Linked DNA regions of Homo sapiens: region 1 is linked to region 2. A link is a contact called in ENCODE POLR2A ChIA-PET data. All regions are on one chromosome and are shown on one strand. Each heading gives the region's core, a stretch centred on a gene start or an enhancer-like site at or near the end of the contact. The rest is flanking DNA. Distances are from core to core; before and after follow the strand shown.

Region 1 (2,898 bases), core at 205-2,704, 2.7 Mb after region 2:
GTTTTACGTAACACTTTTCCTCCATAGCACACATCAAATTGTAATTACACAGTTATTTGTGTGAATATTTATTTATTTATTTTTGAGACAGAGTCTCGCTCTGTCACCCAGGTTGAAGTGCAGTGGTGTTATCTGGGCTCACTACAACCTCAGCCTCCTGGGTTCAAGTGATTCTCCTGCCTCAGCCTCCCGAGTAGCTAGGACTACAGGAGTGCCACACCACACCTGGCTCATTTTTGTATTTTTAGTAGAGATGGGTTTTCGCCATGTTGGCCAGGCTGGTCTCAAACTCCTGACCTCAGGTGATCTGCCCCTCTCGGCTTCCCAAAGTGCTGGGATTACAGGCATGAACCACGATGCCTGGCCCAAATTTAGATTCAAAGTCATGTTGTGAATAGGAAATGTACCAGATAAGCTTTCAAAGTCTTGTTCCGCTAAAATTTAAGAAAGCACATAAGTACATCCTTCTAAATGAAAATAAAGACTTGGTTAATTTGTACATTTCTAGAATCCATGAGCGTATATAAATTCACATCTTAAAGCAATGTGAAAGACCATCAATATTTTATTTTTTCTACGCAAAAGCTGCCATATATTGTAAACAATAACAATGCTATGAATGGATTTCAGTGTCACCAACCTTATTGAACCATTCAGGGCTTTTCTTTTTAGCCAATGATAATGTTGTAATAAATCCAGCTAGCATTCCCGCTGCAGCAACGGTACCAAGGAAAATTCCACCTGCCAAGAGTTTCGGGGAGGAGGGGGGATATTAAAAAAAATTAAATAAAAAGAGGTTAAAAAGATGTACAAAAGTAAGTTTAAGATACTATTCGAGTTACAATCAAAATCACTTTTGAAATTCAAGAAACCATGGCTAAGCAGCTCTTGCTAACAGTAAATGACAGCGGCTGAGAAACACGCGTGACCGCACGACCTCTGGTTCCTTGGGTCATTCCGAATTATTATTCCCGAGCGCAGAGAAAAGGTTCAGCTTCCCTTCCCCTCTCCCCTGGGACCACAGCGTGAAGTTTCTCACGGGGAGGAGAAGAGACGATGGCAATCAGAAAAGGCAAGGCTCTAGAACAATTGCAGAGGTGACGGGGAAATATGGCACGCCCGGGAGAATAGCTCGCGGGATCTGCCCCCCGCCCCGCCCAAGGGGAGACTCCACCCAGTAAGCGACCTACCCTCCCTGGGCCGCCAGACTCCGCGGGCTAAACTCAGGGGCAAGCACAAGCTAAGGGCTCTCAGAGCGGGATGTGTGTGGGAATGCCCGCTCCAGAGCAAGCCAGGGTCCGGGGTTAACTCACCCCGACGCCCGCACCTCACCACAGCACATCTTACCTTTAACCAGGAAAAGCCGGTCATTCGTGGACCCCGGAGCCTCCAGCCCAGAGGCCGGCTGCCCAGTTGCAGCGCCCGCTGTCTCCATGTTTAGGTCGCCTCTAGTGCGTCCGTCCCCAACTGGGCCCGGGTGGAAGCGAGAACCAGGCGGAGGAGAAAGGTTCCGCTACCGCCTCCTCCTGTGCAATCTGAAGAAGGGTCCGGAGTGCGGCCGCTGTCCCCAAACCCTCCTCCCGCGCCGGGGCCGGGAAGACGTGCTGTGCCCAGCCCCAGGGGCGATGCCCTCCAAGGCCGTCTCTTAGGGAGGATCTTTTGATTTCTCCAAGGAGATCATTGCTGGACTTAAGTGATTACTTTGGCTGTTTGAAAGAACGCTCAGCCCCGACTGTAGGAGGCAGTGAGGGTCGCAGATTGCGCCAAGATTCCAGGCCCCGCCTGTGAGACCCTGGAGCTCATTTTCCTGATCAAGCTTACATTGTGTCCAACGATTTGGCCAGCGCTAACACTCCACGATTCTAAAACGCAAGCCTAGGTCTTCTGTCTGTACTTTTCTAGGTAACTTCCCAACAGTGTTGAGGAATAAGTGACAGGCTTTCTCCCTGGAGGAGAGCCAGCCACCCGGTTCTGCGGTGACGGGTACCTCCGCCGCGGTGTGAGTGCTCGGCCTCCGTCGGGAAGTGGAACACTCACAGGATGACCGAATGAAAGTACCACCCCCGAAAGGAGAGCGACGCCCGCTGGAAGCGCTTGCAGAGCTGCCGGCAACGTTGACCGCTAGCAAGCTTGGTCTTCCGCTGGGAGGCTGGTTTGCCCATTCTGTAAATGGCCGTGGAGAGGAGGAGGCTAGTGGTGATAGAAAATCTTTTCAGCCTCTCAGAGAACAATGACATCTTGTAAAATAAGGCGGTCTCTCTGCTATTTGTCCTGCCCCCCATCACCGGAGGGCATGAGTTTCCTGAGGATGGAGATGGGACTCTATGTTCAGTTTATATCCCCCAGCTTTCAGATATTAACTGGTTACCAACATCAAATGCATGTTGGATGAATGAGTAAATGAATGCATCCATTTTTGCGTCAGTGAAGTGCAGTTAATAGCTCAAACCTGGGCTCGGGTCCTAAACCGCTTCTCAGGTGTGTGAACTTGGGGTAACTTAGCCCCTCTATAGCTCAGTTTCCTCACCTGTAAAATTTAAAAACTGGTAGTAGGCCAGGCGCGGTGGTTCACGCCTGTAATCCCAGCACTTTGGGAGGCTGAGGCAGGTGGAGATCAGAAGTTCGAGATCAGCCTGGCCAACATGGTGAAACCCCGTTTCTACTAAAAATACAAAAATTAGCGGAGTCTAATGATGCGGGACTGTAATCCCAGCTACTCGGGAGGCTGAGGCAGGAGAATGGCTTGAACCTGGGAGGGAGAGGTTGCAGTGAGCCGAGATCGAGCCGTTGCACTCCAGCCTGGATGACAAGAGTGAAACTCTGCCATCCACCCCATCCCGCCCCCCCCACACACAAAAACTGATAGTACCTAACTCATAGGATTACTGTGAGAATTAA
Region 2 (2,962 bases), core at 5-2,504:
GGGGAGGCTAAGGAAGAAGAATCGCTTAAACCCAGGAGGCAGAGGTCGCAGTGAGCCAAGATCGCACCACTGTACTCCAGCCTGGGCAACAGAGCAAGAATTTGTCTCAAAAAAAAAAAAAAAAAGTTCGTCTTTAGTGTTTATTCAAATGTGTCTGAATTGTCTGGCCCACTAATACTTCCCCTTTAATGAGAATGCAGTTCCTTGCCAGAAGTCCCATTTGGATAATTTACTTTTTCTTTGTTGATCATATCAAGCAAATCACTCCAAATAATAATACTTTAATAACATAGTTCTTTCCAGGAAATGTCATCTTGCTGATGGCATCTAAAGCTGGATATTATTAAAATCTGAATTTTTTCCAACCTGGCTGCGCTGCGGTTTAACACCCCTTGAAGAGAGACAACATGGAGAGATGATCTGTCTTGTGATCAGTATTTCAGGTTGGTGGTCAGATAAAAGCTCTGAGAGAACTCTTTCCAAGGATTTTCTGTGCACGCTCAAATTTCTTCTTCTGTGTTGATTCAAGCCGTTATTTCAAGCTAAAGTACCTCTGTAAAAACAGGCCATTGAGGCAGTTCAGAATTAAATAGAAAAATTTTTTTTCATTTATTTTCACTTTCTGACAATGTATAATTTAAATCACTTTATTAGCCCTTAATGAATGGGATAATTAACTAGTGCAAAACCTAATGCAAAATCATTATAAAAGGTTCTATTCCAAAATAAAAGCATTTGCCTCCATCTTGTTTTTCATCTACGTTTATTCCATGTGTTGTGATGTTTGCCCATCACACAGAAAAGAGATTCTCCTGAATTAAAGGAGATGGAGTTCATTTTGATGAATGACACAAAATCTTTGCAAGTTAATATTTGTTTCCAAGATAACATTGTAGAGCACACTCAGTGAATATATCCCTTCTCAAAAAAAAAAAAAATGGAAAGAAGTACTTCTTTGGCAGTAAATGGATAACAAGAAAGAAAGGTTAGAGTCTAGGGAAACAATGTTTCACCTTAATGTCGGGATGTGTTGGCTACAATTACCGAATACCCAATCAAAAATAACAAGTAATATAGGAATTTCTATCTCACCTAACCAGAAGTCTGTTACAAGGTAGGATGGTATAAGGCTGATACAATAGCTCAGCAGTCTCAGCTCTGAGTCAGGTAATATCCAGTGAATACTTTATTCATTCTTCATCCAACATGTCTTTAGATATGCCCTTGGGCTTCCTCTGTGCCAGCCCAGGTGCTAGGAGACCATGGCACAGTGCTGGCTTGGGGCCTAGTACAGTCCAAGGTTCTATGGCTGATACAAACAAAAGGTAAGATAGAGTCTTTGTTGTTGAGAAGCTAACTCGCTTTTTATCAGGAAAAGGCTGATATATACATGAAATAAAACAGTCTGACACAATAGTCAGGCATTTATTTGATTGTCACACATTGTACACATCTGGATGGATAGAGGCAAGCATAAAGCAGAAAGAGAATGTTCTGGAAAGTTACTGAGTAGCTCACAAAACTAACTGGAAGGCTGAAGGACTACATTTGGAAAACAACACAAAACCCAAGGTTTTCACAACCAGGATCACATACAAGGAACTGCTTGGGTGCAAAGTCACCACCAGATATCAGGTACAAGACATTGCCAAGATCTGGATGAATTTTGAAGTGTCCTTCTTTTGTGGCGTTGCCTGCCTCAGCACTAAGAGTTCACACCTACTGTGAGCATACTGCCTATGAAGCCCAGTTCTAAGCAAGCTACCTTTATCTCAGTTCATACTTATGATGCGTTAGGGTGTTCTTGCATTGCTATAAAGGAATACCTGCGACTGGGTAATTTATAAAGAAAAGAGGTTCAGTTGGCTCAGGGTTCTGCAGGCTGTACAAGCATGGCATCTGCATCTACTCCACTTGCAGGGAGGGCTCAGGGAACGTCTACTCAGGGTGGAACGTGAAGTGGGAGGAGGCACATCATATGGCCAGAGCAGAAGCAAGAGAGAGAGTGGTGGGGGGTGGGGCTGCAACACACTTCTAAACAACCATATCTCGCGAGAACTCACTCAGTATCGTGAGGGCAGCACCAAGCCATGAGAGATCCACCCCTATGACCCAAACATCTCCCACCAGGCCCCACCTCCAACACTAGGAATTACATCTCAACATGAGAGTTGGAGGGGACACCCAAACTCTATCACATGATAACCCTCTGAAGAAGCTAATTGTCCCTTGACCAGGCACAGTGGCTCACACCTGTAATCCCAGCACTTTGGGAGGCCAAGGTGGGCAGATCTCTTGAGGTCAGGAGTTCAAGACCAGCCTGGCCAACATGGTGAAACCCTGTCCCTACTAAAAACACAAAAATTAGCTGGGCGTGGTGGCAGGTTCCTGTAATCCCAGCTACTCAGGACACTGAGGTGAGAGAATCACTTGAACCTGGAAGGCGGAGGTTCAGTGAGCAGAGATCGCACCACTGCAGTCCAGCCTGGGCGACAGAGCAAGACTCTATCTAAAAAAAAAAAAAAAAAAGAAAGAAAAGAAAGTAATTATCCCGTTTGACAGGTTGGGATAGTGAGGCTCTCAGAGGCTGGGTACTTGCCTGAGGCTATAGAGCTGGTAAGTGGGGAAGCTGGTACGCAAGCCCAGGTAGCCAGACTCCACCCCATCGTCTGTCTCTCCAAGTCCAGGAGCCTCTGAATTCCTGAGCTGATGGCCTGTTCTCTAACTGCCAGGAGTCAAAAAAAAAAAGCACAAATGTGACCTTTGCAGTGTCCAAAACTCACATGTGCCTGTCTCTCCGACATGCCAAGGGACTTGAAATGCTGACAAGGAACAATTTACAAATATCACTCCAAAGACTACAGAGAGAGACAGGGAGTAAGTAAAATAAGTGAAAGATCCAAACTTGAGAAGAAATAGTCTAATTATCCTCAAGGTATATTATGATTTCCTATATTCAGCT

What was found. ChIA-PET counts read pairs that join two places held with the same protein, here RNA polymerase II (POLR2A).
Region 1: POLR2A ChIA-PET joins it to region 2 with 10 read pairs in activated CD4-positive, alpha-beta T cell. The contact joins the promoter of TMEM242 here to the enhancer-like site in region 2. POLR2A ChIA-PET finds 5 or more read pairs at or near these places in 2 of 52 experiments (H1 and activated CD4-positive, alpha-beta T cell).

The regions. Positions count from the first base shown.
Region 1 is chr6:157,322,065-157,324,962 of GRCh38, forward strand. TMEM242 (transmembrane protein 242) reads right to left here and starts at 1,455. Exons shown (of 4, transcript NM_018452.6): 1 at 1,348-1,455; 2 at 641-741. The coding sequence starts at 1,435. TMEM242-DT (TMEM242 divergent transcript) reads left to right here and starts at 1,570. Exons shown (of 1, transcript NR_187268.1): 1 at 1,570-2,413. RefSeq lists enhancers at 1,218-1,557, 1,738-2,167.
Region 2 is chr6:154,621,582-154,624,543 of GRCh38, forward strand. No RefSeq gene overlaps it. Among named protein-coding and RNA genes, the nearest start is that of SCAF8, 110 kb to the right of the region's middle. Within about 2 kb of position 1,255, at least 2 of the 41 ENCODE cell types and tissues checked have a DNase peak (open chromatin) inside an H3K27ac peak, as active enhancers do.